Regions from separate parts of the Homo sapiens genome. Here region 2 is linked to region 1. A link is a loop called in an ENCODE intact Hi-C map of the cell type or tissue named here. Cell type or tissue: heart right ventricle. All regions are shown on one strand. Links, peaks and the distances in the headings refer to the core of each region. The heading gives the core; the rest is flanking DNA. Region 1 overlaps HS2ST1 (heparan sulfate 2-O-sulfotransferase 1). Region 2 holds the start of LOC105378827 (a long non-coding RNA gene).

Region 1 (16,452 bases), core at 4,578-12,577:
TTCCCTCACCTTCCAATCTTAGTTCAGTCTGCTTGATATCTGCCTTTAGCCCCAGCTTTCCTAGACATTTTTTGTACATACTATATTAGGTATTGTTCTAAACTGTTTACCTGCTTAATTATTTGTCTCAAAAATTTTAGAGGCAAAGCCCAAATATTTTTAGTCTGGTATAAAACCACTCAATGTATAATAGTTATATATATTCTGCTATCCTTAGAAATAGTTGTCAACTCTGCTTTTGAGTTTTTCATTTATTTGTTGTGTATGTAATATACACAAAGGTTGTACTACATTCTTTGGGGAAATAACAAAGAAATAGAAAGCATGGCCACATCCTTGAAGGAGCTTATTTAAAATTTACTTGGGAACATAAAACATAAACACAGGGGCTATGAAAACAGTTAAAATAAAACATCAATTTGTGGTGATCTCACTGAAATATTTAACCAAAAGTGTTCCCTACCAAAATGTTTGATTTGGACCTAATCCCGAGAAAACAAATTAATGTAGAATATTCTACAGAACAACTGACTTCTAAAGTGTCAGTATCATAACAACCAAAAAAGTTGGAGGGAGGCTTCTCTAGACTAGAGAGACATGGAAACCAAATGTAATGTATGGTCTGTGATCAGATCCTTGATCAAAAATGATATCTTTGTTCATAGACATAGTACATGCTGAGGTAATTAGGGGTTAAATATGAATGACAACTATTTGCTTTCAAATAGGTCAGAAAAAATTGAGTATGTATGTGCATACATAGAGAAAAAAGATAAAAGTGACAAAATGTTAATAATTAGTGAATCTAGGTGAAGAGTATAGAGATGTTCACTGTCCTATTTTTTCATCTTTTCTGTAGTTTAGAAATTTTTTTAAATAAAAAAGTTGAAAAGTTAAAAGAAGGATATTAAAAGATAAACATTTGAGAATATAAGGTATGAGAAACTAAGCAATTAGAATAAGGTGTGGACTCAGTCATTAAAGATACATTTTTGCGATGGGCTTTACTTAGTTAATAGAGAGGAATTGGCAAGAGATAGGTAATCAATCAACTCTTCTAGTTGAAAAATGGAGTTTGCTTTGCTGTCATGTGTTTAGCCATACCATATATGTGATTAGCCACATCTTTTATGATTTTTCAAAAAAAGAATTCTTTTTTGCTCTCATATGTTTAGGTCTATGATTATATATAACCCCTTTTGTTAAAACATTGGAAATACCTAGAATTTGTATTCTCTGAAGAACAACATGAATTTTTTTCTTTTTGAAATTCACTCTCAAGCCAACTTTAGGTTATCTGCGTTAGAGCCCACAGTTCACCAGGAGTTGCAGATACTTTTCAGAGCAGCACTTTAGATGAATTTTCTCCACCTATAATGTGTATGCTAATCACTGGTTAAAATGCAGATTCAGATTCAGAAGGACCAAGATGGAGCCCAGTTTTCAATTTTTAAACAACTCCCACTGGATGCCAAAATTAATGCCGCTGGTCTTTAAACTGCAGTTTGAGTAACAAAGATACAGATGATGATTCTCAGTAGGGATATGGGAAGATGAATACTTTAGTCTTCCCAGGATGGTAGGGTACTTATCTTTAAATTGTTATTCCTACCTCCCCTACAAAATCCACATTTCTTACATAGACCAAGAGGCCCTTTTTAATCTAGCCCTTGTGTGCACCAACTTCTTACCCACTAGCCACACTGGCCTTGTGTTTCATTGAATACGCCAAGCCTTTCCCATTTTAAGGCCTCCGCACTTATCCTTTCCTCTTAGAATGCACTTCTCCTGGCTTCTTCCAGAGTTGGCTTCATGTTATCCATTTAAGGTTTAATGACATCCTCTTAGAAAAACCATGCCTGGCCATCCTACATATTAATTACCTCTTCTAAGTTACTGTGTACTGTATCACTCTTGTTGTGTCTTCTCTGGTACTAATCAGCTTACTAACTTATCTTATATATTGGTTTGTTTACTGCCTGTCTTTTCCTCTATTATAAGATCTTTAAGGATAGGAACCTTGTCTGTCTTGTTCACTACTATATCCCTTATGTTTAGAATAGTGCCTGAGACATAGTAGAAACTATACATTTTTTGTTAAATAAATGATGAATGAATGAACAAATGGACCAACATAGATTTTGATAGCGGTAGATGATAATAATTACTGGCAGAGTGAGCACCTCTGATTGACAGCAGTATGATCTATTCTTATCTCTCAGGTGGATTGGGAACCAGCCCCCTGCCCTACACTCCTAAAACAGGTTGAACAGCACAGCTCTGAACTTCAGTGAAGATATGTTCAATTACTGCAAACTTTTCTTATATTTTTATCCAACCACTACTTTGTTTTCCTGTGAGTGTAGAAAACTTTCTCCCTGGCTTAGTCTCATAAAAGTACCCACAGCCATACAAGAAATGTTTAAGTAAATGCATGAGTGGGAGTTTGGTAGATAGTAATTACTCAAGTTAATAGTAGCATTCATTCAACAGATAGTAATTACAGAGTTGGAATTTGGCCAGAATGTTCAGGATGACATTCCTGCTCTTTTAGATAGTGAAAACAAATGCTTTTGTTATCACAGATAATCATAATATTGAGGTTGATCTATTAAGAATATAGGTCAAGACACTACTGTTAGTGAGAAGGGTGCTTCTTAGCTTTTTCCTGTAACATCAGTTTAGGTCTGATTCAACTAACAAAAAACCCCAACACCATTACCTATATTGTTTGTGTTTTTCCTTAAGGTCTCTTCTTATTACTTGCTAGCCTGACTTGAGTCATCAAATCCAACAAAAATCACGGTTTACACTCTGCTTCAGGCTAGCTGCGTTTCATGTACTATATCTGACTACTACATCTGAAACATTCTTCTTGGTAGCATATTTCAGTCAGAGTATGAAAATTTTCTATGACTAAAGTCACTGTAGTGGCCTTATTTCTTCTCCCCAAGCCAGAGTTTTCAGTGTCTTCAGTCTCCTTAACTTCAATTGATACTATTAAGTTTTGCTCCTTTTTTGGCCTATCACTTTACCTTTCATTTGTGCCAAGTATAGTCAGTAAGAATCCATAAAGTGAACTGAGTAGAAGTTTGCTTACCTAATCTCAGTGTCCTCTTCTTACTCCTCTGTATTTTCAAACCTTGTCTCAAGGTCTTAGGCAGCATGCCCAAGAGAAATACCAGAAGAAAACAAACTGAAAGACAAAGCAAGTGGTGCAGGGAGGTGAGAAGGCAGATCATGATAGAGCAGAACTGGGACTAGACTGATGAGAGAGAAAAGATGAAGGTGAAAGAGTAGAGACCAGGAAAGTTCTGGAGAACTAAGGATAAATATTAAACTGTAAAAGGAGAAGTGGCCGAATTAATACTTTAAAAATAAAACTTTTAAAAGTACTGTTTTTCAAAGGGAGTTACTCATATTATTTCCTTGGAGAACAGTTTTGAAGAGGAGATAAAGATAATATGGAATTTCAGCAGTATGTAAATGATACTTTTTTTTTTTTTGAGACACAGCCTTGCTCGGTCGCCCAGGCTGGACCAGGCTGGAGTGCAGTGGTGCGATCTAGGCTCACTGCAACCTCCACCTCCCGGGTCCAAGCGATTCTCCTGTCTCAGCCTCCCGTGTAGCTAGGATTACAGGCATGAGCCACCACGCCTGGCTAATTTTTTGTATTTTAGTAGGGACGGGGTTTTACCATGTTGCCTTGGCTGGTCTCAAACCCCTGAGCTCAGGAAGTCCACCCGCCTCGGCTTTCCAAAGTGCTAGGATTATAGGCGTGAGCCACTGCACCTGGCCAACACTTTCAAATGCTCAGACTGTTTTCTAGATTAGTGTGAACCATGTTAGCCATACTGACATCATTTATTTGCTTCACACTTTTTTCTTCGTCATAAAGAGAAGGTAAACCTCAGTTCAGCATCTTTTGATTCATTGTAAATTTTAAATCGGCCACAGCTATGTTAATGAAACTTTAACATATTGCCTTAGTTAAATGCTGATGAGATGAAAGAAAAATACGTATGCCAGATATATTACATGTCTAGCCTTTAGTATGCTTTTAGTTTGAGCTTAGAAAGAGATTCTGTGTGTTTTGAGGACTTTAACAATAGTAGAGGCCAGGCACAGTGGCTCAGGCCTGTGAGCACTTTGGGATTCTGGGAGGCTGAGGTGGGAGGATCACTTGAGCCCAGGAGTTTAAGAACAGCCCTGGTAACAACTCTACAAAAAAAAAAAAAAATTTTTTTTTTCTTTAAATCTTGGCTTGGCATGGTGGTGTACTCCTGCAGTGCTGGCTACTTGGGAGGCTGAGGTGGGAGGACCACTTGAGCCCAGGAGTTAGAGGTTACAGTGAGTTATGATCATGCCACTGTGCTGTCCGGCATGAGTGACAGAATGAGATTCTGTCTCAAGAAAGAAAAAACAAATAGATTCTAGAGAATTTTAAAGCAATAATAATCACCTGAATTTACCTCAGATAGCATGGATTTAGGAAGTAAAATTCAAAATCCTACATAGATATTTAGATGTAGTCTCTTGGTTTCAACCAGGAGTACTCAGCAATCCCAGTGGTTACCCAAGATAATAAAAAGACAAGGGAACAAACGTCAAGGGTTATTGTTAAAATGGTTGTCCGGTAAAGAGAGTAGTGATCAGGGTGAATGGGAAGTTGATATGACAATAAAGTTGATGAATGAATTCATAAGGAAATAAACAATTGAGAGAGTTATATCAACAGAGCTTTGAGATGTTGGAGAGATGGAGTAGTTTTGAACGACTGGATCTGAGGGATTGCCTTAGTAGTGGATAGAAGTTGAGATTTTCAGTGTCCAATTTGTTAAAGCAGAATCATGATATGGGGGAGGAAGACAGAGCAATATGGCCAAATAGAAGCCTTCAGCAATTGTCCCCCAGCAGGAACATCAAATTGAAAAACTATCCACACAAAAAAGCACCCCCATAAGAACCAAAAATCAGGTGAGCAATCATAGTACCTAGTTTTAACATATTAAGGAAAGAGGCACTGAAGAGGATAGGAAACACAGTCTTATATCTCCTATACCACCCCTCCTCCATTCCCCCTGGTAGCTGCCACATGGCGCAGAAAGAGAATCTGCACCCTGGGTAGGGGGAGAGCACAGTGATTGCGGGACTTTGCGTTTGAATATGGTGCTGCCCTGTCACATCAGAAAGTAACAAGGGGCAGAGCTCAGCTGGTGCCCACAGAAGGAACGTTTAGACAGCTCTAGCCAGAGGTTAATCTTCCATCTCAGCAGTTGGTATTTCAGTTCCAGCAGCCCCTGCCACCATGGGCTAAAGTGCTTGGGGGTCCTAAATAATGATAAAGGAGTCAATTCAGCAAGAGAATATAAAATTTTTAAACATACGTCTGTCCAACACTGGAGCATCCAGATATATAAAGCAAATATTACTAGAGCTAAAGAGATAGATAGACCCCAATACAATAATAGCTAGAGACTTGAAGACCCTTCTTTCAGCACTGGACAGAACACCCAGACAGAAAAACCACAAAGAAATATCATACTTAATCTGCAGCTTACACCAAATGGACCTAATAGATATTTACAGAACATTTCATGCAGTGACTGCAGAATACACATTCTTCTCCTCAGCATATGGGTCATTGTCAAGGATAGACCATATGTTAAGTCACAAAACAAGTCTTTAAAAGTTCAAAAAAAAATTGAAATTATATCAAATATCTTCTCTGATCACAGTGGAATAAAACTAGAAACCAATAGCAAGACACATGGAAATTAAACAACGTGCTCCTGAGTGACCAGTGGGTCAATAAATTAAGAAGGAAATTTAACAATTTCTTGAAAGAAATGAAAATGGAAATACAGCCTTCCAAAATGTATGGGATACAGCAAAATCTGTGCTAACAGGAAAGTTTATTGCAATCAGTGCCTATATCAAAAAAGTAGACAAACTTCAAATAAACAACCTAGTGTTGCATCTTAAAGAGCTAGAAAAGCAAGAGCAAACCAAATCCAAAATGAATAGAAGAAATAATGATGATCAGAACAGAAATAAATGAAATTGAAACAAAAAAATACAAAAAGATGAGTAATCTCAGCATTTTGGGAGGCCGAGGCGGGCAGATCACGAGGTCAAGAGATCGAGACCGTCCTGGCCAACATGGTGAAACCCCGTCTCTACTTAAAAATACAAAAATTATCTGGGTGCTCTAGTCCCAGCTACTCAGGAGGCTGAGGCAGGAGAATCACTTGAACCTGGAAGGCGGAGGTTGCAGTGAGCTGAGATCGTGTCACTACATTCCAGCCTGGCGACAGCAAGACTCCGTCTCAAAAAAAAAAAAAAGAAAAAAAAGAAAAAAAAAGAAGGTTTTTTTGAAGAGATAAACAAAATCAAGAAACTTTTAGCCCAGGATAAAAAGGGAGACCTTACAACTAATACCACAGAAATTCAAAGGATCATTAGAGGCTACTATGAGCAACTATATGCCAATAAATTGGAAAACCCAGAAGAAATGAGAAGTCTTGCAGTAGTGTAGACATTATCCAGCTTCCTGGGCTTTTTTCACTTTGTGTTGAAGGGTACACATTGGATGAGATATCATTCATCCTCAGGAGAGGGTTTAGTTTAATATTGACCATCCTTAGGAAGCTTTGTTGGAGGAAAAAGAATACTTGAATTTGTACCTGACTCTTACTTCTGCCCACGTCTTTCACTACAGTATACTCCAAGCTTGTACTATATGATCTTCCCTGCTGTTTAGTTTATATAACACTGTTTTTTCAGACCTCAATGTAGCATCTTTCATTTCCCTCCTACATCACCATGTCCACATTAAATCTCAGCTTCTGGAAAACAGAGGTGAGTTGCTAAATATATCTTAAGCTCACTTTAGCCACCATCTTCAATGCCTTATTCTCTTTGCCTTCTTTTTTCCTCTCATTTTTGGCTGAAATACTAGAACTGATTTTCATAGAACCAAAGGTTTATAGGAAATAATCTACCATTAAGTGGCAGTTATAAAGACTTTTCATATTCAGCATGTAAAGTATGTTAAAGATGCAGGCTCTGGATTATTTAATTTTATATTTTGTTTCTGTTTCATTTGCAATTTGGTATTTTCATTCTGTTTGATGCCTTAGTTGAAGAATTGGAAAGAACATGAAAACCTCAAATCACATTTATTTGGCTCTTTCAGTTTCAGTGGGGAAAAAAATTGAAAATATCTGCTAAAATGACATTGTATACTTTCTAATGCAAACTAATTTTTATCTGCAATTCATTTTTCAGATTTTAATTTAAGGATGTATATGTGTATTGAGAGGCCAAGTAAGGCATATAACCATTTCCATTCTAAAAGCTTCATAATTTCTCTTAGTATGTGAGTTATTAATGCTTCCCCTAAAGATAAATTATCCCAGAACTCTTCCATTTTTCTCTAGTTCACATTCTCTGACATATAGCTATATCTGCACTGTTTCCCCTCCCTCACCTACCAATAGGCCTTTAACAGGAGGCAGCTATCATCATTCATTGATATTATTGAGTGTAGTGTAGTATGAAGTGTTCCAGAATATCTCCATGTGACTACCCCTATTCTATGATGTAAGTGAAAGATTGATAAGTTGTCAGAATTATGCAATTGACAGTTCTGTGTTTGAGAGGCTGAAGTCATAGCTTGCAGATGGTTTCGGTGCGGTACAGGTTGGTGGACCTCACTGCCCCCACTTTCTGCACTCTATCTAGGTTCTAAAAGAGATTCTTAACCACTTGCTATTTATCATGCAGAGATTTGCTTATCAAAAATGTATACCATTTTCCATTGAGAAATTGTATATCACTGCTTTGCAGCTAGTGATACTTAGGTTTATCAAATTCTATATTAACCAGTTTTAGACATATTAAAATATACTTATATAATTTTTCATATTAATTTTTGTGTACGTTAATTCCAATAAGTTAAATATTTAGAAATTTTAAATATTTTGACCTGTATTACATCTCTAATTTTATTAATCTTTTTATCAACAAGCTTGTGATATCTGCTCTTAACTCTTAAATATCTTCTGATAACCATCACCTTTTTAAAAATCATTTTGGTTTTAAATATTACTTTTTATTTGTTGAGTCATTAATAAAAATAAACTTTTATGAACAGCAAGCCTCTGAGAAGAAAACATTTGATATGCTGGAATGTTCCTGTATTGCCTGCTTTAGCATGTGTGTTGGCAGGGTGTAGATACATACACCCCCACAACGACCCTCCTCCCACCCTATGTAAATGTACTCACTCTACAGCATTGTAAAGGATTTCATTGTGCCATTTTGTTTTCAGAATCATCTTTCACTCTTTTGTGAGTATAATGATAGTAGCTGTCTCTATGATGAATTTTAATAGTTACAGATTACAGTATACTTTCCTTAGTCCAAACCTGTGTTTCAAGCTCTGTAAAAGTGGTTTTAGGTTTTTAAATTCCTATCTTGGAAATATTTTGCTATCATCAAATTTCATTTTCTTTAAATTGTATATAATGAATGTGTTCTCCCTTTTTAGGTGCGCTTTGTAAAGAATATAACTTCCTGGAAAGAGATGAAACCAGGATTTTATCATGGACACGTTTCTTACTTGGATTTTGCAAAGTAAGTTACACTGAAATGACACGCTAAAGAATGCTTTGTACTCTAGTAACCTAAAAAGGAATAAATTCATTAAATTGTTATGATTTTCTAATAAAAGAATGTACTGTCTTGCCTTTGCCAGTTTTAGATCTGTAATTTAAATATACCTTCTTAGTGTTTTACTGCCCTCTAGTGTTCATAAATTGGCAATTCTTATATTAATTACATATTAGTTATTACTCTTTAAAGTTTATTATTATTGTGTGTATATGCCTTGTACAACCAGAATGACACTACTTCAGGAGAGCTCAAGTTATAACCTAGAGGCCAGATTATGACTTACCACATCATTGAGAAAGCAAAAAAGCTCTCACTAAGTTATTGGTGCTCCAGTGTGTCTGCTTCTCACCCAAGACATACTGAAGTGTACACTTTCCCTTGGGCTACCTTATTTTAGCTTTAAAATTATGATGTATTACGAGGCTTTTTTAAAAAAAATTCATGATTTCCTCTCTCACCCCCCCTCTCCTTCTCCCTCTCTCCCTCTCTCCTTCTCTCTTGCTCTCTCTCCCTCCCTGTCACTCACTCACTCACTCACTCACTCACTCACTCCTGGACTCAGGTGATCCTCCTGCCTCAGCCTCCCAAAGTGCTGGGATTATAGGCATGAGCCACTGTGCCCGGCCTCTGTCATATTAATAGTTCTCTCAAGAAGGGTTCAGAAAACTATATGCCTACTCACAGTATTCAAGTACTATGTGGCTTTCTGTACAGTCTGTGCCACATTATTAATCAGAAAATTAATTAAACTTAATATTCCAAACATAACAGTCTTATGGATACATTTGAACTTTTTTGGTAGTACACATAGTACCATTGTAGTAAACCTCAAATCCAAATGTTTTCCCTAAGATTCTGCATTAACTTCAAAAACACTAAAAAAATTTTTTTTATTATTTAGCTTAGACATGTTTATTCAGTTTTTAAATTAGCTATTATGATTTCAGAGTAACACACCTTGATATATTGGTCAACTTTAAAAGGCATTTTTTATAAAATTTAAAATAAAAGTGATATCCCACTCTCAGTTTTACTTAATTTTGAAAAGAAAAAGTAGAATGAAGTATTACTGATTCAAACTGATAATCTTAACTTTTTGGGAAATCATGTAATTAAAAAAGAATCACCCAAATATTACATACATAAAGTGATATGTTCCTATTTCTAGTTCCTCTCATAGTACTCAAGATCTTTCAATCAAATTGTAGCTCTAAAGTTAGATGTATGTTTTTCTATAAATAATTCATACTGCAATATTGAAAATATTTTATAGGCAGCTTTAAAATAAACTAATTATTTTTTTCTTTGCATAGGCATTGAACCAATTTCATAAGCTTCGTTCATGTGCATATTTTCCCTCAGGGCTGCATTATCCTTGAATTGAATGTTTGTTACCCTTTCACCTAAATGATTTATTCTTTCCACACACAGCTTGGTTTCTAATAGTCTAGGTTTTCATTATTAAAATTATAAATTGAGTGCTTTTGCTTTTGGCAAAGTCTTATACTTAGAACAAAGCTCTGATATATGCTGAGGTTCTTGTAGTTGAAAAAATAAGGCTTTTTGAAGAGATTAATCTCATTTATTAAATGCTGACATGAATTTTTAAGCGTTTGAATATTTTCATAGTGAGTCTTATGTTATTTGAAGGGAAAAGTATTGTGAAAATTTTTCATAGATTTTTCCAAGATTTTAAATACCTAAACAAAATCAGCCTAGGTGAAATGTATTTTGATGTATCTATGTAATCAAGAACTGTTGTAGATGTAACTAGTATCCTCAAATATCTTTTAGCTTAATAGCCATATGCTCCATAAATGGGGAAGGAAAAGGAAAGAAACATCGCCTTACCAATTTTTTAGATTACAGTCGTTCCTGGGGTATGTCCAGGGTATTGGTTCTCGGACTGCCTGAGTATATAAAAATCGCATACTCAAGTCCCTCCGTTGGCCCTGTGAAACCCACGAATTTGAAAGTCACCCCTTGTACACGGGTTTCACATCTCTCAAGTACTGTATCTGTGTGTGGTTGAAAAAAATCTATGTATGCATGGGCCTGCACAGTTCAGACTCGTGTTGTTCAAGGGTCAATTGTGCTTTACTCTTCAAAACAATATTCTTGACTGGCATAGTACTTTGTGGAGTCCAGTAAAATACTTGCTTTCAGGAGAAAGTGGTGAATTTGGCAAAATACTTATTTAACACATAGTTTTTTTAAACTTACCTTATCAGAGACATTAAAACGAATGTAAGCCCCAAGAAACCTAGGAAATAAGATAGAGAAATAAAAAATGAACGCTCCTTTCTAGTTTAGCCCGACCACGAAGAAATACACATTATATTTGCAAGCTTGTCTACTCAAGCCATGTTTTGATTACATACATTTGTTTTTTACTGAACTTTAGAATAATAACAAAAATATCTTTTTTACATTTTTGCATTCCTATCCCATCTTGCTCCTTTTTGTCTGAATCTTATTCTTTGATTTTTTTAAAGTATATTTCCTAGTTCTTCTTCCTTTCCATTTTTCCCTTTAATGTTAGGTTATGTTTTGTTTTCTTTTTAATTGGTGAATGATACAATTTTAAGATAATGTAGATATAAATTATTATAAATTTGAAAATTTTCCAGTTTAAAATTGTATATAGGTTGGACATTTTCAAAATGTCATAGTATGCAGGAAATATAAAGTTGAGTAAGTTGCAGTTCTTGACCTTAATGAGTTCACTGAAATCTTTTTTTCTGTAATTACCAGTTCATGAAGTTTTATTATAAACAGTAAAAATATTAAATATTCCTCCCCTTTTAAATGTGCACTATTTATTTTTTAATAGCATCTATTAGCCCATTTTGATTTTCTTCAAACTTTAGAAAATTAAAATGTTAGAAGTCTCTTTCAAAAACACTTCTTCAGCAATAAACATTTTCATTTATAATGAATAATAGCTAAAAGAACACTTTTAATGCTGTACTTTCTGTCAGACTCTGCTAAGTTTTTTATGATCTAGCTACCTCAGTGTCACATGTCAGCATCTGTCTTGAGAGGTATTTGAAAATTATTTTTGATATAACAGTTTTATTCAGGCACGTATCAGGTATGTACCTTTGTAGTTGTCCCTAGAAATGAGAATGAGTTTTCATTGCTGCCATTTTGGTTCCTCCATATTGCCGCTAGTATCATTTTCAGAACAAGTGAGGTGAATCAGTAAAGAAGCAGCTATGTCACGACAAGAAACAACTAAATGCTTCATTAGGTCTGAAATTCTAAACAGTAATCAAGTGACAACATTTTAGGCCTAAATAGAATTAGTTAATATATAGAGTCATGTGAGATTGTCCTTTCTACCTAATACTTCTCTGCTAAACCAGTTGACGTTTGCCCCATTTTCTACAACTTTTAACAAATATGTCACAACATTGTAGATACTTTAGAAAATTATTTTAATCATTCCAGACAATATGTGGGAGTTGCGTTTTTATTAACCTTGTACTACTAGCTCTTTCTACAGCATTGATCCTGTAGACTGCTAAGAAGCAATCTCTGAAGTCTGTCTCTAAAGTCAGACAGATCTGCCATTAAATCCACTTAGACTCCTTGCTAGCTGTGTGATCTCACCCACATTGTTTCAGATCTTTGAGCTTCAGTGTCCTGTTTTTAATTTGAGAATAATTAAAGTAATTACTTCATGGGGTGGTGGTGAGGATTAAATGTGATAATGTAGATGGAGCACTTAGTTCTGTGCCTCACGCAGAGCAGTATGGTGATTCTTTTTAAAATTCTGTCTTCTTTCAGTTACCATATTGTCTTAACTGGTGTTTTCTTCTTCTCCTTGTCTGAATCTCTGCTGGTCCTTATTTCCAACTCTTAATTGGGCATTGTATAAGACTCTTAGCCTCCATTATTCTCTTTTGGAAGGTTTACACATTTTTGTCTGTCATGACACCCAAACAAGAAACTTTCAAGTAATCTTGGACAACTTTTTTTTATCACCACCTATATCTTATCAGTCATCAAGTCTTTTGAGTGTCTTCTTTCATTTAACATGATGCTTTTGACATTCATCTAATTTGATGCACATATCAGTAGTTAGTTCCTTGCTAAGTAGTACTTCATGTATGGGTGTACTTCGATTGATCCATTCACCAGTTTCTGGATATTGAGGTTGTTTATGGCTTTTGGTGATTATGAATAAAGCTGTCAAAACATTTGCATACAGGTTTTGTGCGGACTTATGTCTTAACTTCTCTTGGATAAAAACCTCAAAGTGGGATGGCTGGATTGTATGGTAACTCAATAAGAAACTGCCAAACTGTTTTCCCAAGTGATTGTATCATTTTGCCACCAAACCAACAGTGTTTTAAGAGTTCCAGCTGTTGTGTATCCTCACTAGCATTTGAAATTGTTAGACTTGCTCTTTATTACAAAATGTGAGCCATTCTAATAGGTGCACAGTTGATGAATGCCCCTTTTTAAGACATAAATTACTTTAAAAATATTTATTTACACTATCATCAGTGAGACCAACAAATACCAACAGGTCATTCACTTTTTTGGATACAGGACAGTGGGACCTTGCCACTAGGATTAGAAAGTTTCTATGAAGCTTTAGGTCTGAGAGAGTCCAGAATAACTATGTACAATGTCTCCAGCAAGATTGTTGCCTAAGTAGAGAAGTTAAATTTAGTATGAAGCAGAAAGATTTCAAAACATAATGATTCCCAAAGGCCATTCAGCCCTCTTTCAGGTTCATCACCTCCTTTTTTGACTTTTTCCAGCCAGTTGACAAGGTTCCTTACAAATGTTCTGAGTGTGCAGTTGATCTTTTAACCATTATTGTTGTTCATTTGCATATTGATACTGTTCACTTGATAGGCTATTGATAGAATGTAATTGTAAAAAAATGAGCCTAGTTTATGTTCTTGCTTTGTCACACTTCGTATGCTGACATGGCAAGAATGAAATTCCTAAAATATCTTTTTACCAACCTGCTGCTCAGATTATATCTTTTCGTTTCTGATTTTCATCTGCAGATTCCTACCAAATATGCTCTTCTTTTCCCAGGAAGATCGTGTTCTAACAGGTCAACAGTAGTTTATTTTCTGCTAGTAGAAATGGGTTTTTATTCTTCTACCTGAGCTTTGTTGAGAAATAGCTGAAATGATTGACCAGAGTTAAAGGTGAGGTCTGACCACAGACTTCCTATATAAACTAGCTCCTATAGAAACTAGCTGGTTGGCAAAAGAGTAAAACCAGCAAACCTCGTTAGCTCTTGTTTTCTAACTGGCTGAGCTGTGTGGTCCAGTTGCTATTTTTAATCATGCCCATTATCTGTTATAATCCCTTGCCTCCAGCCCTTCGTGTCTATATAACTGTTCCCTAAGTTACATATCATAGTTCATATCCATTTTCAAAATGAGTTCACAGATTATATCTCATTAAAATCATACTTCCTAATAAATGCCACCCAAAGCCATTCCACACATAGATAGTCATTTTCCTGGACAGCAAAAAGAGTTTTGTAAAATGCCATATTCCCTTTTACTGCTGCCTGGTAATTGCTGTCTGCTCCACATGTCAGGGACTAGGGGAAAGGAGGAAACATTGGTAGGAGATGTTCTTCTGCGAGGAGATTATTCTCAAAGGAATGGCTCAGGATGGAGCAGTGGCTAATAATGGAGAGGATAGAGAGGATTCCCAGGAATCTCAGTCTTAAGAATGGAATCACTAACCCATTGTCCTGTAATCTCTCCTTGTAGTTTCCTATTAAAAACCTCTCAGCTCTGTGAGCTAAGGGAGCAGCAATATATTGCTGTTGCCTCCTTACTTTCTTACTACTCAGTGTACTCTCTGGCAGGAAGGCTTTTGTTAGTGGCTAATTCACAACGGTCTCCTCAACCTAATTCTATTAATATTCAGCACCTGTGTGTTGGGCACAGTGCTGAGCATTAGTGATAAAGCCATGAACAAGAGAGAAATGGTCCCTGCCCCGGTGGAACTTCTACTCTAATACCGAATGTGACAGTGCTATGTATTTGCAACAGTACTGTCCTTCTTTTAAAAAAAACTGTGAAAGAAAATTTTACTGCACTATTGGTACTATGCCTACCCTCAGGTGACTTATAATGCTGTTGGGGAGAAAGACTTACAGGAGAAACACTAGTAGGATAAGCTAAGAGTTAAGTTGCTTGATAGCTCTTAGGTGCAGGATGTGTCAAATGAAAGCACATAGAACTGTATGCTAGAGTCATCAGGAAGAGAGGTCACAAGATTTTGTTGTAGCCCCTCTGTTTATTCCAAAACAGCAGCCAATGACCTTTTAATATGAGTTGTGTCATGGTAATTCTCTTTTTAAATCTTTCAGTGGCCTCCCTCCTGACTCTGTATAAAGTAATGCTTGTAACAGTATAGAAGACCCACACAGTCTGCACTCACTCCACCTCACCCCCACCTCTCTTATCTTCCATGGTATTCCCTTTTTGATTCTACAGGCAGCTTGATCTCCTTGCTGTTCCTCAAAACACCTGGCACTTAGCTGCCTCAAGGACCTCTTAGTTGGAAATCCCATCTTTCCAGAACACTTTCTCACAGATGTTTGCATGGTACCTTCCTCATTACATAAGACTAGTGATGTCTTCCCAAAAAACACAATTTTGAATTGTATTCTCCCTCACCTCCCTAGCACTCCTTATTCCCTTTCACTGAATTATTTTTCTCCTTTGCACTTTTTACCATCTGTTATATATGCTTATTTGTTTATTGCCTATCTGTCCCAAGTAGAATGTTAGCTCTAGAAGGACAAGAAATTTAGTCTTTTTGTTCATTGCTGTATTCCTAGTACCTAGAATAGTATTATATCTGGCAATATTGGGTTCATACAAAAAGTATTTTTGAAGGAATTAATGTAGAAAAAAGAAAAATGAGAGCGGCACTCAAGGAAGACAGAATAAGCAAAGATATATAAAGAGAAATAGAATAAGTATTGATATGGGAGGAGATAAAAGAGGCCAACCTAACTATAACAGATAAATGGTTTCTTGTTTGAGGAGAGTTAAAGAAAAAGTTAGATCAATAAGGTGGTACCTAAGACATAAGGTAAAAGAATCCTAAGACAACCAGCAAAGGAGTTTGGGTTTCATATCGATAAATCAGTAGAGTTATTTCAGATTCCTAAGAAGAGTGATTTAACAAATGATGTTTAGGAACATCCTTTGAGAATTGGTATGGAAGATAGATTGAAAGGGAGAGAAACTGAATGTTAGAAAACTATATTCTTGCAGTAATCTAAGCAAGCACTGAGAAAAAGGGAAGTGGTAAAGAGAAAGAATGATGAAGACAGGTCACATCTGCGAGAAAGCTTACAAAACAAATCAAAATGACTTTGAAATTTTATTAAATGAAGAATAATGGAAAAGTAAGAATCAAGATAGCTGTAACATTTTAAGACTGGGACAAGGGTGTATAATAAAACAGGGAGCCAGTTGTACAGTTCTAGGGTTTGCAAGGGTTGCTAAAGTAAAATTCTTCAGTGTTCCATCAACTCTTTATCATTCCCTAAGGAAATAATGCTGAAAACCTAGTGTCTTTCACCTCTATCTTGTCTTTAAAATCAGCAACAGAAGGTAGATTGACATGTTCACACTTGTGTTCACTAATGCTGTATCCATTGATGGTGTTCAAAAAACACTATCAAATCTGGCTAGTGTGATGAGCCAGAAGTGAGAAATCATTGCTACATAGTTAATGCAGATTTGAAACTTTCTGTAGCAGCAGATG
Region 2 (16,452 bases), core at 4,422-12,421, 580 kb before region 1:
TTAGTGTCTACTTGTTTGGAAGCAATACCAAGTGAATTCCTCACAGAAGTCAGCAGATAAAATGTCATATGTCCAAGAATTCTTTTTTAACATCTCTGAACAAGCAACTAGAGCAATATAATTGGCTCAGAATTTTCTTCAGAGTAGATCATCTCAATTACAAATTTTCTGGGACAAGTGTCCAGGGATTACTTGCTTTATTTTTCCATTACATCAAATTTCTGTTGTTTGCCAAGATTTACATATAATGGACAGAAAGTGCTTTGTACTGTAAAAAGCCAGTGGTGTGAGTCCAGACCCCTGGATCTTGGTCCTCGGTCTGCCATTAACTATGTGACCTAGGCAAAGAACTTCACCTCTGTGGACCTTCATTTCTCCACCAGGTAGAGACAGAAAACTTCCAATGGCCCATCTGGTCTAAAATTTCAAGAAAACCAAATTGCCTTTTAAAAGTCTTGAAACTATTAAGAAAAAAGAAAAATGTATTTTTTCAATGCTCTTTTTTAGTAATTGCAGAAATTATTCACATTAATTTTTAAACTAGAGAGAGTGAACAATCAGCATTCACACTGGTGTGAATTATAATTTTTATGATGAAAGTTCAGATAAAGATAAAGGAAAACTGTAATGTCAAAGCCTAATAATGAGAGATTTTGAAACCATAGGCTTTCTGGCTTACCAATGGAGCATTTATTCAATCTAGGAAGACAGCAATTATACCCATCTGGGTTATTCTGGTTCAGATTTAGAAAATTAAATGCAAGGGCCTGCTTTGGAAAAGGGAGGAATGTCTCCTAGAAAAGTAATTAAAGTGATAAAAGGACAAGTTCACATTTAGGAAATTTCTGCCTATGATTTTTGTATTTAAGAAACCTAACAGAGAGAGAGAGAGAGATGGAGAAATGAGCAAGACTCATTCACCAGTGTGCCACAAGAACCAGATCTAATAGCCCTTCGCTTTCTCCACTTGCCAGCTTGTGATCTACCTGTGAAACTAGGAAATCTGGCTCTATGACCAGCCCACTCTGTCTTCTAATAGGTGCTAACTCTGAGACAATAACTACCTAGGAGATAATCCTCAAAATCACATTTTCTAAAAAAGCCTTGTTAATCCTTCCTTACCTCACTCCCACTCTGCAGCTCCCTCATTCTATTCCAAACAAGCTGGCCTTGGCTTATGTCATTTATCTCCACAGGGCCTGCAATACTACCTGACTTAGCAATTAGGTAATTCAGACAATCCATGCGTGGGTAAAAAATAAGTCACAGTGAGTCCCCTTAAGGGTTCATAGTCTAATAAATAAGATGAGCTTCATATACCAATAAATATAGGGCGAAGCACAATATGATGAATGTCGAAGGATTGATAGAAATAAAATCCTATAGGAGATCAGAGGAAGGGGAGATTTTTTACAACTGGTAAATGAGATGGACAGCAGAGAAACCTTCATGGAGAAAGTAATATTTGAATTTTGAAGGATGGGTAAGGCTTAGACAAACAGAGAAGACTAAGAAGGCTTAGATAAATGGAGAAGACAAATGTAAAGCCTTCTAGGAAAACTAAAGAGTACGATAATAAAGTCAAAGAGTCAGGGATTCACAAGGACCTTTGGGGAGTGGTCTTGTTTGGGTGGAGGATGGAAAATTGTGGAAGCTAAGGCTAGAAAGGTAACTTAGAACTGCATCATAATTGCTCCTAACACCAAATCAAGGATTCAGGCATCACTGAAGTCTTTTTAATGGCGCACTGGGGAGACAGGGGCAGAAGGGAAAAGATCATGTGATGGGAGCTGTATTCTCCAGAAAGTAAGAGCTGTTTTTCTTAACAGCTTGAGAGTAAGGGATTAACCCTCCAGAACAGCCAGTGGATGAATGGCACAGTGATCGTGGACAGCACCGTGGGAAAGGACACTTTGTTTCTTATCACCTGGACAATGCAGCCTCCCCAAATCCTTCTCTGGGATCCCAGTGGACAGAAGCAAGGTGGCTTTGTAGTGGACAAAAACACCAAAATGGCCTACCTCCAAATCCCAGGCATTGCTAAGGTATGGAGTCAGCTTTTTTTCTTTCTCATAATTCAACAAGATAAAATAAAGTTTTTACAGAATAATTGTAGCATTTTAAATGTTGGTGGTTGCTAAAAGGAGAGTCAGTATTGAATCAAAGAGAGAACGAGGAAAAAAAATCTCCATCCAATGAAAATCACTCAGTATGTCAGCAAGTAAAGACAAAGGAAATAGGTGATATTTTGTCCAGGTACTAAATGGAGAACCTTTAAATTACATAGTAATCAAGATGCAAAATGATCCTCGACATTTTGGGATCATAAAAGTTATTTCCTTTATCTCAGAGACTCATCTCTTATAAAACCAAGGCAACAATAAGCATATAGCTTTCAGACCTCACCATCCCCCTCCCACCCGCCGTGGAATTTTCTTGACAATGGGAATGATATAGTTAGTTCAAACACACTGAAGCTCCCCGTGGCTGACAGAGTATCAAACATGCACACCTCTTCTTAGATATGCTTCCAACATGCTTATATCAGAGGGTTTTCCCGTACGTGACATTGAAGTCAGGTCTGTGTCACCTGAAGTTATTCATTGGAAATGTTTACATGTGTTTTGGTCAGGTTGGCACTTGGAAATACAGTCTGCAAGCAAGCTCACAAACCTTGACCCTGACTGTCACGTCCCGTGCGTCCAATGCTACCCTGCCTCCAATTACAGTGACTTCCAAAACGAACAAGGACACCAGCAAATTCCCCAGCCCTCTGGTAGTTTATGCAAATATTCGCCAAGGAGCCTCCCCAATTCTCAGGGCCAGTGTCACAGCCCTGATTGAATCAGTGAATGGAAAAACAGTTACCTTGGAACTACTGGATAATGGAGCAGGTAATCACCCAAGAAATTGGAAGATATTTATTTCTTTTTCCAAGAAGCAACCAGGGAATGCCAAGAGGGCATGGTCTGGTGAGGGCAGTTAGACAGGCAAGGCAGCACAGCACTGAGGTCTGGTTGGGAGAGTTCTCCATTTCCCCACAATTCCTACATTTCAAAATGCTGGAAAACATGAGGGCTTCTGCAAGGCCCAAAACACATTAACAGCTCAAGCTCAATAGATTCAGTCTCTGGGGAGTTGCCATAGGGTATTCCACAACCCCCAAAAAAGGAAAAGAGGAAAATTAATAACCATATTGTGTTAGGTGCTTTGTATATACACATACATACATACACACATATGAGTGTGTGTGTGTATACACAAATACATATATACAAAGATGTATATAACCTTTGTTTTTATAATATCTTCACTGAGGCTTTCACATTTAGAAAGCAGCAGAGATAGATTCAAGCACAGTCCTATATGATTCCTGTATCTATGCAGACTCTATATTAGCTTGCCCCAAAAGTGAAAATTCTGCCCATTATTCTTGTCTTTAAGAAGTCTATCAGGGAGAGAGAGAAAGAGAATTCTACAGTTTAAAAAAAAAAAAAAAACATGTCTGCTTACTGTGAAGCAAGTAACCTTAATAGAATGAATCCTGTGAATGAATTTCCCACCTAAATCTACCCTGGGGAGAAGTGATGAATTTTATTAAATAATCATACAACATTTTTTTCTTCCACATTTGCATATAGCAGTTTAATTTAGTTCAACAGATACTTATTGAGTAGTTACCTTGTGCTACATTGGGTGTAACACAGAAACGATACCATCTTAGATTTCAAAAAGAAAGTCAACAATTCAAGAAGACAGAATGTATACATAAAACCACACACAGTGATAAAAGAAGTAAGCCTTACCCTCAACACACCAAAATCTTAAGGTCTCTTGGAGCTAATGCTGAATTTCTTGTTGCTTTGAAAATTCATAGCCTACATATGAGTTGGAAATATACAAATACCCTCCCCGTTACCTATTTATTAATTCCTTCATTCTTTATCAAGGTGCTGATGCTACTAAGGATGACGGTGTCTACTCAAGGTATTTCACAACTTATGACACGAATGGTAGATACAGTGTAAAAGTGCGGGCTCTGGGAGGAGTTAACGCAGCCAGACGGAGAGTGATACCCCAGCAGAGTGGAGCACTGTACATACCTGGCTGGATTGAGAATGGTAAGTAATTTGTAATAACATACCTGGCTTGTGCAAAAGCATTGGTTTCAAGAGGAAACTATTAAGCCTGTGGGGCAGAATGGTGCATGATTAAATCAGGGTTTCTCAACCTTGGCATTATTAAGATTTTGAGCCAGACAATCCTTTGTTGTGGAGGGCTATCCTGCACATTGTGGCATGTTTAGCAGCATCCTTAACCTCTATCCATTATTTGTCAATAGCAATTCCCTAGTCATGACAATCAAAAATGTCTCCATATGTGGTCCACTAACCCTTAGGGGGGCAAACTAGCCTCCAGCTGAAAATCACTGGATAGAACATAGCTTTTGACTGCCTTACTTCAAAGCCCAGCCCTCTATCAAATACAGTATTTTGTGTAATCTTTTTGTACTTCACTCTCCTCTGTTGTAAAATAAGGATAATAATGGCAGCTACCTCATAGGATGGTCACACAGAATAAATAACTAAACACATCTAACAAACTGTTACTGGTAAATAGTGTTTAATAAAGGTTTTATCATTATTTTAAAAACACTTCTAATGAAGTTCTTTCCATTGAAGCATTTCTAATTTATCCTAATGAATCTGTTCCACAGAATAAAAAAGTAATAATTTAGGGTTTGTTATCTACATCAATATCATTATCCAAGTCCACTGTCTGTCTTTCCTCTTTTCTCCTCCTGCTCAGGCCAGGGAGCATAGTAGATGAATTTCATGTGGGCCAGCACACTGAGCCCACGTGTAAGCAGGTGGGAAAATTATGTCCATGAAACAGACAGTCCCATACCACTTTTGGTTACAAACACTTGCCCTGGACTAGAGAAGGAATTGAGACCAAGTTTGTGTCCCAATGGGTTCCAGGACTAGTTTTCCATCAATCTCCACCCTGTCCTGGGCAGGCTTTCTCCTGAGGTTGGTGTGCGGGAAGGAGAAGAGCTCCTTTGAGAACCTTCCCACTGTCATCTTTACTTGGGTGTGTGCTTAGTGAAGAGAGGATTCAGAGACACATGGTGTCACTCATGCAAAGGTGATAATAGAGGGAAATGTTTTAAAAGATACCACTGCATTTTTTTTTTAGACAGTCTTGCTCTGTCACCAGTCTGGAGTGCAGTGGCACAATCTCAGCTCACTGCAACCTCCACCTCCCGGGTCCAAGTGATTCCCCTGCCTCAGCCTCCCGAGTAGCTGGGACTACAGGCACGTGCCACCATGCCCAGCTAAGTTTTGTATTTTTAGTAGAGACAGGGTTTCACCATGTTGGCCAGGATGGTCTCGATCTCTTGACCTTGTGATCTGCCCGCCTCGGCCTCCCAAAGTGCTGGGATTACAGGCGTAAGCCACCGTGCCCAGCCCATGCCACTGCTTTTTGAGTTAGGGGAAGGAGGCAGAAGGGGACTGGTTTAGTGGCTAGGTCTAGCCTTATGGCAGCATTTTACTTACAGTAATATATTTCATTCTTGTAAGTATCCCTTTTTAAAGATGGGGAAACAGAAGCTAGAGAGCTTATGGGTTCATATAACTAATAGTGTTAGTGCCTGGCATAACAGTAGAAGGCCATGTTCTTCCCTCTATCCCTCGATAAGCCTTAATGGCAGTCTCTACTGGTGCTTTCAACATGAACCCTGAACCTGCTAGAGCATTCACTTCATCTTTGCCAAGACCAGATTAATGGGTATGAAGATTAAACGGTCTTTAACAGATAAAAATTCTATAAAGAGGTAGAGTTTATGAGAAAACAAATTCTAAGTAATGCCATGTTAGGATCTTATGAGATATTTTTATTGAAAAGAAAAGAGAACCTGAGAACTCTACAGATTGAACAGACCAGGGTATTTTTTAAATTCCAGGATTACTTTTATACATGTCTTCAACAAGAATGTGAATGAAATTGGGATCACTACAAGAACTAGATTCCCATGCATTCACTGAGAAAATGAGAAGTCTTTCAAAAGCACAAAATTTTGGAACCCTAACATAAAACATTTTATTAAAAACTGAAATTTAATAAGAAAAATGAAATACAAACATCGAGAAAGTGAAAGAAATATGCATAAACAATCAAGGCATTCTTGAAGGTCCAGTTGATTAGTTGCCAAATAAATAGGAAAGATAATGAAACTCACACTATTATTTAGGAGGAATACATTTCTTGAGGCAGTCTGAGGTTTAAAACACTTAGTCTTTAGGCCCGGCACAGTGGCTCACTCCTGTAATCCCAGCACTTTGGGAGGCTGAGGCAGGTGGATCACCTGAGGTTAGGAGTTCGAGACCAGGCTGGCCAACATGGTGAAACCCCATGTCTACTAAAAATACAAAAATTAGCTCGGTGTGGTGGCACATGCCTGTAATCCCAGCTACTCAGGAGGCTGAGGCAGGAGAATCACCTGAACCCAGGAGGCAGAGGTTGTAGTGAGCCAAGATTGCGCCACACCAGCCTGGATGACAAGAGCGAAACTCCATCTCAAAAACAAAAACAAAGAAAGGAAGGAAGGAAGGAAGGAAGGAAGGAAGGATGGAAGGAAGGAAGGAAGGAAAAAACAGATGTAGTATTTAAACTGACCTTGTGGAAAGACAAGATCAGGATGGGCAAAAAGATGGGAAAATAAGCAATTTTAGGACAAATGTCATGAAAATAAATTCCAAAAGGTTATTCCACTAAATATCCAGGAAATATCTAAGAGATAAAAAAAAGAAACTGTGATTCTCTGTTTTCTCTTTTCCCTCTGATGAAACCGTATTTGTGGTCTTGTCTCCAAATATTTAAAATTAATTCTGTGTGTGGAAGGAAAGAAGCAGAAGTGGGGAACAGGAAGAGGGTGATCTGATAAGAAAACAGACGGAGGTGTCACCATTTAGTGATGTTGCTTACCATATTTTGAGTATTTTTTTAATGCAGATGAAATACAATGGAATCCACCAAGACCTGAAATTAATAAGGATGATGTTCAACACAAGCAAGTGTGTTTCAGCAGAACATCCTCGGGAGGCTCATTTGTGGCTTCTGATGTCCCAAATGCTCCCATACCTGATCTCTTCCCACCTGGCCAAATCACCGACCTGAAGGCGGAAATTCACGGGGGCAGTCTCATTAATCTGACTTGGACAGCTCCTGGGGATGATTATGACCATGGAACAGGTAAGCTGAACCTGGTGTGGACCCTGTAAAAGAGTTTACCAGCCAAGTAGAAGAGCAGAAGCGGGTGAGGCAGGCAGCCGTGTTCTGATACTTAGGGGGCAGAAGGCAGGAGGGATCTTGCCGGTCCTTTGAAATGAGGGATAAATGTATTTAAAGAAGAGAGATTTAAAACCTGAAAAACTGGTAAACTTTGGGAGTAAGAGGCTTCAGCCAGGAAGGGTAAACCTCACTTTGTTTCTGAAATCTTACCAAACTGTCCTTTGACAAACTCCATTTTCTGGGTAGCAGTGACTCCTGGGGAAGAACTGGAAATGGAGCATAGATGTCTGCAGAGCAGAGCTCTTTTGGAAGGAACCTCAGGTCCTACCAGACTTTCTCTCTCAAAGTGTGGTCTGTGGACTGCAGCATGTAGATACCATGAACACTTGTTAGAAAGTGTTTTCAGATCTGCATTTTCAGATCCCTGGGTGATTTGTACACACATTACAGTTTGAGAAGCATTGGTGCAAACTGCCTCTATAAATAATAAAACAATAAACAGTTGTTAAACAGTCTCTTCTTTCTGCCGGGCACTATGGCTAGAAATGCTGACCAAGGCTTTACGTCATGCCCAATCCAGTTTTACGCTTATCACTGTGTCATTATATACAAACAAGAATGTAAAAGAGATAGTAATCCTTGTAAACAGGACCATCAGTTCATTTATTTGGGAACCTTATGGGGTGATGATATAATTTCTCATAGACTTTTAAAGCTTTTTAAATATTTTTTAAAGCTCTACTGCTTAAGAAGTTTCTTTAATATTTCAGAATTAAAGTCACATTCTTCTTTTTTCTTTTTAGCTCACAAGTATATCATTCGAATAAGTACAAGTATTCTTGATCTCAGAGACAAGTTCAATGAATCTCTTCAAGTGAATACTACTGCTCTCATCCCAAAGGAAGCCAACTCTGAGGAAGTCTTTTTGTTTAAACCAGAAAACATTACTTTTGAAAATGGCACAGATCTTTTCATTGCTATTCAGGCTGTTGATAAGGTCGATCTGAAATCAGAAATATCCAACATTGCACGAGTATCTTTGTTTATTCCTCCACAGACTCCGCCAGAGACACCTAGTCCTGATGAAACGTCTGCTCCTTGTCCTAATATTCATATCAACAGCACCATTCCTGGCATTCACATTTTAAAAATTATGTGGAAGTGGATAGGAGAACTGCAGCTGTCAATAGCCTAGGGCTGAATTTTTGTCAGATAAATAAAATAAATCATTCATCCTTTTTTTTGATTATAAAATTTTCTAAAATGTATTTTAGACTTCCTGTAGGGGGCGATATACTAAATGTATATAGTACATTTATACTAAATGTATTCCTGTAGGGGGCGATATACTAAATGTATTTTAGACTTCCTGTAGGGGGCGATAAAATAAAATGCTAAACAACTGGGTATACATGCATAAAAACTATCCATTCAAACCCAAAAATTTAATAATCATTGAGTCTTTTATTAATGAATTTGAATACTAGAAAGAAACAGGGCTTGCATCAATAAATGGAAGTATGTTTTTATTTGTTTTAAGGAGCTTTGCCAGTTAAAAACAACATGCAATTGCAGAAATCTAACAGAGTTGCTAAAAGTTGTTTGATTTCTTTTGGTGAAGAAAAGCCAATCTAAATTATTTAAATATAAAAGACATGACTTGTTTTATAGGAGTTTTGGACCAGCATCACTAGGAATATGTCTTATTTTCTCTAAATTTGAGCAATGATGGTGCATTTAAGGAAGAGATGGCATTGAAGAAAGAAAGAACAGCACAATGAAAATTCCCTAGGCACAGAAATGAACGTTATGTGCATGAAATTACAAGAGTTAGTGATGCTTTAAGCCATGGCAGTGGGGATAAGGTGGGAAAGGTAGCTTCAGGCCAGGTGTGAAGGGAAAGTGATTGAGAAATAAACATTTATTGTGTACTTTGTCCAAGGGCCCAACTAATGCCTTATGTGCATTAGTTTATTTAATGTAATTCAGTTCTTTCAACAAATGTTCACCAGCTGCTTATTATTTTCCAGGCCAATGCTAGGTTCTAAGGATAGAAAGATGAGTAAGCATTGGCCTTTTTCCTGTATACTAAAAAGAGCATTTGAGGATTTATTTTTGAAATCAGGAGGCAGATATGCTCAGAGATATGCTTGAGAAGGGAGTCTTTAAGAACCGCACGAAGCCCTTAATAAGTGTGAGAAAGACCAGCAGCATAACAAATGAAAGGGGAAGGAGAAGAAGAGGAAAAAGGGTTGGAAGTGTAGGCCTAGCACTATGGCAGTCCTCGTGAAGGACTAGTCACAGATTCCAGTGCCTGTAGGTGTAGATAGTCCTGTGAAAATTGTTTCGAGTTCCCAGTTATTAGTACAATGAGTTCAAGATGTGGGTGGCTCTCTTTATGATTGAAAACAAAATATCTAGCATATCATTTCTGCGTAGACCCAAAATTTCTTTATTTGTAGACCTTTCTTATTTCAAAACCAGATTTGAGCCATCTTAGTGATACATGCAATAAACATAAAAATAAAGAAATAAAATATATAATAAAAACTAGAAGAAGTGCTCAGGTATAAACCTATAAAGAATACATGGGGGAAAAAAACTAGAGGGAAAACCACCACATCAAATGCATAATATAATGTTCTGTACAATTGCTACAGCCAAGTCACATATTTCACTTTGTGACAAGTAGGTAGGACAAATGAAGTGTATATAGTAACAAGATTAACAGAGTCTATAGTGAAAAGCAAGCCAGAAGCAGCTCAGGAGAAGCATGGCTTTTCCTAGTCGTGAGACCCACAAGAAGTTTTATCTGTGGATCCTCAGTTTATTAGGGCACTGTGATGTTAAGGGCCGCAGCCAAAGCAGCAACCGTATAGTAATCATAACAACAAGTTTAATATAGGGCTAATTACTTCCTTCACTGTAAGCCAAAGGAGTAACACCACAGCATTGTTCAGGAAAGGCAATTATACAGGGACCCAAAAAATGCGGGCCTAGCAATTAGCTCTTGAGCTTGCCCCAGAGGTAAAATTTGGAGTGAATGGATTGCATGTCCTTCAGGCTGTTTCCTAGGACCCGTATTTCTTACATATAAATTTGTTATAAAAACTGAACAGTAGAGAGTTCCAAGACTAGGAAGACCCTGATGTTCCCAAAGTCAGTACTGTTTATTGAGGGCACAACCAGTTGCTTTGCCAGCCAAATGGGCAGAGGGTTGTTGGGGGTGCATGGCAACAAATTCAAGCTTGTATACAAAGCATTTGAGGTCGGGGCATGGAAAAAGACGGAGGCACTGTGTGTATGTTATTTGTGCATGGAAATGTAACTCCTTGACCCTGAAAACAGGACAAGGAGTGGAGTGTGTCATGAGGAACGCTGAAAACAGCCTCCTGAGAATGTGGTTTGAATGCTTTTAGAAGGCCACAGGTGTGTCACGACCCGACCTCAAGAGGCCATCTAGTGGATGTTTGTAGTTTAACAAGCCCTTTCAATAAATACTTGGCGGATGGATTCTGGGGTGACACTCTCTCAGAAGAGTGGTCCGCCGCTCCGCTCAGCTGGAATTGTCTGAGAACTCATTCTGGGCGTTCACTGCAAGCTATAAACTCTACAAGTGGTGCGCCCGAAGTGATCGCCTTGAAGTTGCACGTGAAGGAGGAAAACTCCTTAATTTTTGGGGAATCCCAGTAAGGGACAGTCCTGATTGCCATTAGGAGGACGGGACCCACGCGTAAAATACCAGGGGTTGGGTCATCATGGGTCAGGAAATGACCAAAGAACAGAAAGTATTTTTTAAAACAGTGCAACAGCTACTTAAGGCTATCCAGTGCACTGTAGAGCCTGGAGCTCTACACAAGCTTATGCTTTTAATTCGGCAGGGATGCCCTTGGTTTCCTGATCAAGGAACCTTAGATTTAGAGTTATGGGAGCAGGTAGGTCGCTGCCTGAAAAGAGGATATGAGCAAATGTTACTATTTTGACCACCTGGGCGCGCTGGTACGCTCTGCGTTGTATCCTCTTTATCTGCCAGATTGCGGTGAGTCAGACCGCCCATTATCTCCACCTGAAAGGAATTCAGAAGATTTAAAGGGAGAGATTCCTCTCCCCTCTTCATTCCCTTCTATGGGGAATAAAGAAGAGATTTTTTCCAGTGAGGAAAAACAGGAACCAGAGCAGCAGGGGGGTGCTCCTCTCTCTACTTCATTCCCTTCCGTAGGACATGAGCAGGATATTTTTTCTAGTGAGGATAAGGACGGACCAGAGCCTTTTCCTCCCCCTATAGAAAAGCCATTGCCCTCCTTTCTTCCACCCTTAAAGGGACCTGCATTTGTTGGCCCCGTTCAGCCAACAGCGCCTCCCATCCCCCTTAAGGAGATTGGAAACTGCCCAAGGGACGGTTCTTAGATAAGACCCCCGGTCAGCGAACATCTGTATGATCGGGTGTCCGCTTCTCCTTGACAAACTTCCCTGCTGGAGGGGTGCCTCCAAGAGGGAAGGAAAGTGGCTGAGTATGATTGTCTTCCTAATACGCAAGTTCTCATTTCCTACTTCCAGCATCAGCCTTTCTGGCCTTGTCGGTTTTCTGTTTCCCTGGAGTATAAGGGGAACTTACATGCTGCCTCCTGGGTTTTATCCTAGATAGCTCTGGCTTTCTTGCTGCCCACAGAGGCCTGGGGCAGGAGAGTTGCTAAGATGCCATGGAGTGCCCATTTAGTCACTTGCAGTCTGGGCAGGTTGCCCCTTTCTGGGTTTGTGGTGATGGAGGGGAGGTCAAGAGGCACAGACCGAGTCCCCGGGTGGCTGCAGGCAGCTCCAGCCGGGTCCTGAGGATCCTCCTCACCATGGTCACGTGCCTTAGTAACCGTGCCCGGGAAGTGGCCTGCTGCTTGCTGTGCTGCTGCTTTTCCTACTTCTGCCCTTCCCTGCCACCCCTCGCATGTCTCAGTTGACAAGCAATTCCTTGTCTTCCCTGGCCCCCTAGGGAAAGGGCTAAGAAACAGTCCATGTGCACGCCGACCTTACTAGCCTAAGGTGGGCAAAGTAGTGCGGAGGAGCCTAGAGTACGGAGCCCTGAGGGAGGAGCCCGCTAATAAGGGACGCTCTCCAGTAGCCATATGCTAAATGCTAACTAGGCTGAGGTGGATGAGCTCTGCCAGCTGCTGTCATCGTCAGAAGATAAGACGCAGCAGTAAGGAATGTTTGTTTCGCTTTTTTATAAAATGTTTAAAAACACTGGGGCTAAGAAACTTCAAAGCAGACACTGCGCTGCCTGTCTGCTCCTCCCCTGAGCCTCTCTGCTTGAGGGTGGTAAAAATAATAAAAAGCGCAGTCTATTTTCAGTACCTTACCTAACAGGGTTGGCTTCAGGCGTAGGTGGCCTAAAAGATAAGCGGAGTGGTTTTCTCCCAGCCGGTTACCTTCTTCCCTCCAGCCTCTGCGCTTACACACGCACGTTACCACCCGGTCATTCTTTGGCCTCTTACTGCCACTTGTAGTCTTCCTTCCTTTCTTTCAGAGTAAGGGCAGCAACAAGTGGCAAGCTGTTAAAAACAGAAGCTGCCTAAGGAGCCCAGACCGAATAAAAGAAACTGGCCACAGCCCTACTTTCCCAAGCTCACTTCTAAGACATTCCATCTAAAGGCTGATGCAGGAAAATGGCCAACACCAAAGGACATTTTAAAAAGTTTTTTGGGGTTTTTTCTTTTTTTTTTTTTTACATACTTAAGCTAACTCAATGCAGGTTTATTATCCTGGCGACTTGCAGTCACATTCTAATGATTTTCAAGGGCCAAAATATAGTAATAATCATTTGAAATATCCATCGCTTCCATGCCTTAGTTTAACAGGTAGGCTTTATCTTTTGCCATTTCTGTATTTTACATCTGTTATGTACCTGTCTCATAATCCCTCTAAACATACACAAAAGACAACAGATTTAATAGCTTCTCTTCTCATAAAGGGACGCCAACGTTGCGTCCAGCTGTCAGGATATGACCCTGCTACTCTTTCCTACCTTTAAGCAAGGAACAATTTCATACTCTCTTAGCTCGTGATCTTGATTGGCAAGTAGCAATGGCTGACTTTATTCGTAATATCAGCTTCAATTTACCAGCCTCTAAGCTCCTGAACTTTTTACAAACTATGCCTGTGAAGTTTGTATCTATTGTTGTCTCTGAGCCTTTACTTCATGCCATCACTCTCTTTACAGATGGTTCAGGAAAAACTGGAAAAGCAGCTATAGTGTGGCAAGATGCCATGCAAAACTGGCAGTACAGAATCCAGGAGCATTTTAAAAACTACACAACAGGCAGAGTTAGGTGCCTTGATATTGGCCTTACAAATTTTCCTCACCAAGACGTAAATATACTTAGTGATTCCACTTATGCGGTGTATAGTATTACTCATTTAGATCTTGCACATGTGAAGGGCATTACTAATGAACCCCTACTAGCTTTGTCTCTTGCAGCGCAAGACTCCTCCTTGCCAGTCATCACCCTCTTTACATCACACATATTCGCTCTCATTCTGGGCTATCTGGTCCCTTGTCAGAAAGGAATGCTTGAGCTGATGCTCTGGTACGACCACAGATGTGGTTTGCAGATTCTCCTGCTTTTTTGCGAGCTCAAGCTGATCATGCTGTTTTTCATCAGAACGCCTGCAGTCTTAAACAACAGTTTCATTTGACACTTGCTTAAGCTCACATGATTATTAAAACTGTCCTGATTGCCAACAGCGTTCTCTTTCCCCTTTTTCCTTAGGGCTTAGTGCCAGCCTACGAGGTCTGGTGCCTAACACTATCTGGCAAACTGATGTTACTCAGTAACCATCCTTTGGAAGTTTTAAATTTCTCCACGTTACCATGGACACTTATACAGGCCTGACACATGCTACCCCCCAGACGGGAGAAAAAAACTAAAGATGCATTTGCTAATTTGTTTAACTCTATTATGACTCTAAGCTTTCCACACACTATAATAACTGATAATGGACCTTACTATCTTAGTGCTCAATTTGCATATGCATTGCAACTTTGGTACATACAACACAAAACTGGTATTCCTTCTAACTCAGCCAGTCAGGCCATTGTTAAATAAGCTCATCAAACTCTTAAAATATATCTTAATAAACAAAAAAGGGGGAATATGGGGCTCTGTTCTCGAGACTAGGACCTGTCGGAGAATCAACCAATAATGACAATGATGACTCAGAAGTCACCTAACATTACCTGGGGACAGCTAAAGAGATTGGATCAACAGGCATCTATCCTGCTTGCAGCCGTGGAAGCCCATGCAACTGCAGAGAATCGGTTTCTTATGTATCTGTGGCAACTGGGGAAACTTCTGAGAAAGTAAGACAGACATGGATGTTGGGGTGGCTGGTAATTCTTATACTTTGCCAAGTGGGATCAGCTCAAGAACATGTTTATTGGAGTCATGTTCTAAATCCCCGTGTTTTTAATGTTATTACATGGTGGGATGCTGACCCGCCTTTGTCATCTAATGACACTTCTTGGATAGGAGGTCGATGGATGCTCTTGTCTTACCCCTTAACTGAAAATTTGGGATGGATTAAACTTAATTACTCCTTGATTTTATTGTATAGCAATCCCCCTATTTGTTTTTCCACAATAGCACGTGATAAGTGTGTCATTCTCAATCTTCAGGAATATCTTTACCTCAGTCCAAAAGGGATACTAAGCTTGCAAACTTGACCTTTATTTCTGCTGTTACCACTAATCTTACTGAGGTCTCTAATGAAGCTACACAAGGGCCTGATCTTCCTATATGCCGTCTGAGTAGAGACTGGCAATATAAGTTTGATGTCGTCCAGTGTTCGCTGTGCAGACAGCCTGCGCCCCATCAAGGGCCTCTGTTTGATAATGGGGTCCCCATGGTAATCTTATGTGTGCCAATCAGACTACTGGATTTGGAGTCCTTCCAATAGTTTTGTCACCTGGTCAGAGTATGGGCTTTCAGGACCAATATTATAACTAACAGGGAAACAGGCTTTAAGCCCTGCTCATACCGAAATTTGGAGACTAGGACTTCCTTTTATTGAATGGGTTCTTTCACATGGTGAGTATATTACTAGTGGTGGCAACTATACCCTCTCTTTGCATAATAATGTTACTGACACAGTCCTGATTTGTACTATGCACCCCTATATACTTTTGTTTGGGCAAGGTGTTCCTAACATAGAGCAGAATCAATCCTTTTATAGTATTAAAGTCTCTTCCAGTAGTTAGTATGCTACATGATTGTCTCATCAAAACATTACACAGTTGAATATAACCTATGTCATGATTGTAAAATGGCGTGCAGAATTGTAGCTGCCCATAAATTTAACCAGGAGCTGGGAAGGAGATTCCACTCTGCAGCTATTTAGAAAAGCACTGTCTCATACTCAGAAAAAAAGATTTCTGGCCACTTTAATTGCCTTTTTAGTCTCAGCTATTATTATATTAGCAACTGCCGCTACTGTGGCTGTTTCTCTGACACAATCTATTCACGCAGCCTCAGTGGTGAACCACACTGCATATAATGTAACCCATGAATTTCAAGAACAGGTAAATATTGATAAAACTATTCTGCCTCACCTGGAGGCTCTTAAAGCCACTGTTAAATAGCTAGGGAATCAGCAGCAGGCATTCATTACCTGTCAAAATTTACATTGTGATTGGCAATATAATTCTATCTGTGTCACACTTCTGCCGTATAATAGCTCCCAATATGCTTGGGAGAGAGTGAACACACATCTGCAAGGGGCTTATCGCGACCATTTGTCTTCTCAAGTTTCTACTCCTAAGTGTGAGTTGAAGAAACAACTTGAAGAAAGGTCACAGCAATCACAAACAAGTACCCTTCAGCAATTTCAAGAAGGCTTTCAATGGTTAAACCCAAACACTTGGTTGTCTGGGTTAAACATGCGCATCTGGGTGATGGCCGCTATAGTTATTCTTTCTTGTATCTGTTTGCTAGACATCTGCAGATGGCTCTGTGCTGCTACCCAGCGCGTCGACAACCAGGGAAGAACGATAGAAGTTTACCTTGCATTGGATGACCAGCACGCTCTAAGAATTAAAGAAGGGGGAGACGTCGGGGGTGCATGGCAACACATTCAAGCTTGTGTACAAGGCATTTGAGGTAGGGGCAT

The links. Peaks named below come from ENCODE experiments on the same cell type or tissue, not always from the same donor. Only the 100,000 strongest peaks of a DNase experiment are listed, where the experiment ranks them.
Region 2: a loop joins it to region 1, with 4 times the contacts of the local background. A loop is called at or near these places in 11 of 110 quality-filtered maps.

What each region holds. Positions count from the first base shown.
Region 1 is chr1:87,075,640-87,092,091 of GRCh38, forward strand. HS2ST1 (heparan sulfate 2-O-sulfotransferase 1) reads left to right here. Exons shown (of 7, transcript NM_012262.4): 3 at 8,555-8,640. Among named protein-coding and RNA genes, the nearest start is that of LINC01140, 46 kb to the right of the region's middle. In heart right ventricle, for the core only: a CTCF peak has its summit at 8,807 (motif pointing left); no DNase peak of the experiment used is centred there.
Region 2 is chr1:86,491,555-86,508,006 of GRCh38, forward strand. It overlaps CLCA1 (chloride channel accessory 1), which reads left to right. Exons shown (of 14, transcript NM_001285.4): 10 at 1,830-2,045; 11 at 2,633-2,894; 12 at 3,951-4,121; 13 at 7,018-7,257; 14 at 8,100-8,705. The coding sequence ends at 8,491. The region is part of intron 1 of LOC124904210 (a long non-coding RNA gene); the gene reads right to left. LOC105378827 (a long non-coding RNA gene) reads right to left here and starts at 12,776. Exons shown (of 2, transcript XR_001738132.2): 1 at 12,648-12,776; 2 at 10,448-11,362. RefSeq lists enhancers at 10,890-10,979, 16,233-16,452. In heart right ventricle, for the core only: CTCF peaks have their summits at 8,633 (motif pointing right), 8,841, 10,744 and 10,943; DNase peaks (open chromatin) are centred at 10,848, 11,293, 11,777 and 12,157; H3K4me3 peaks cover 1,787 bases; H3K27ac peaks cover 4,511 bases.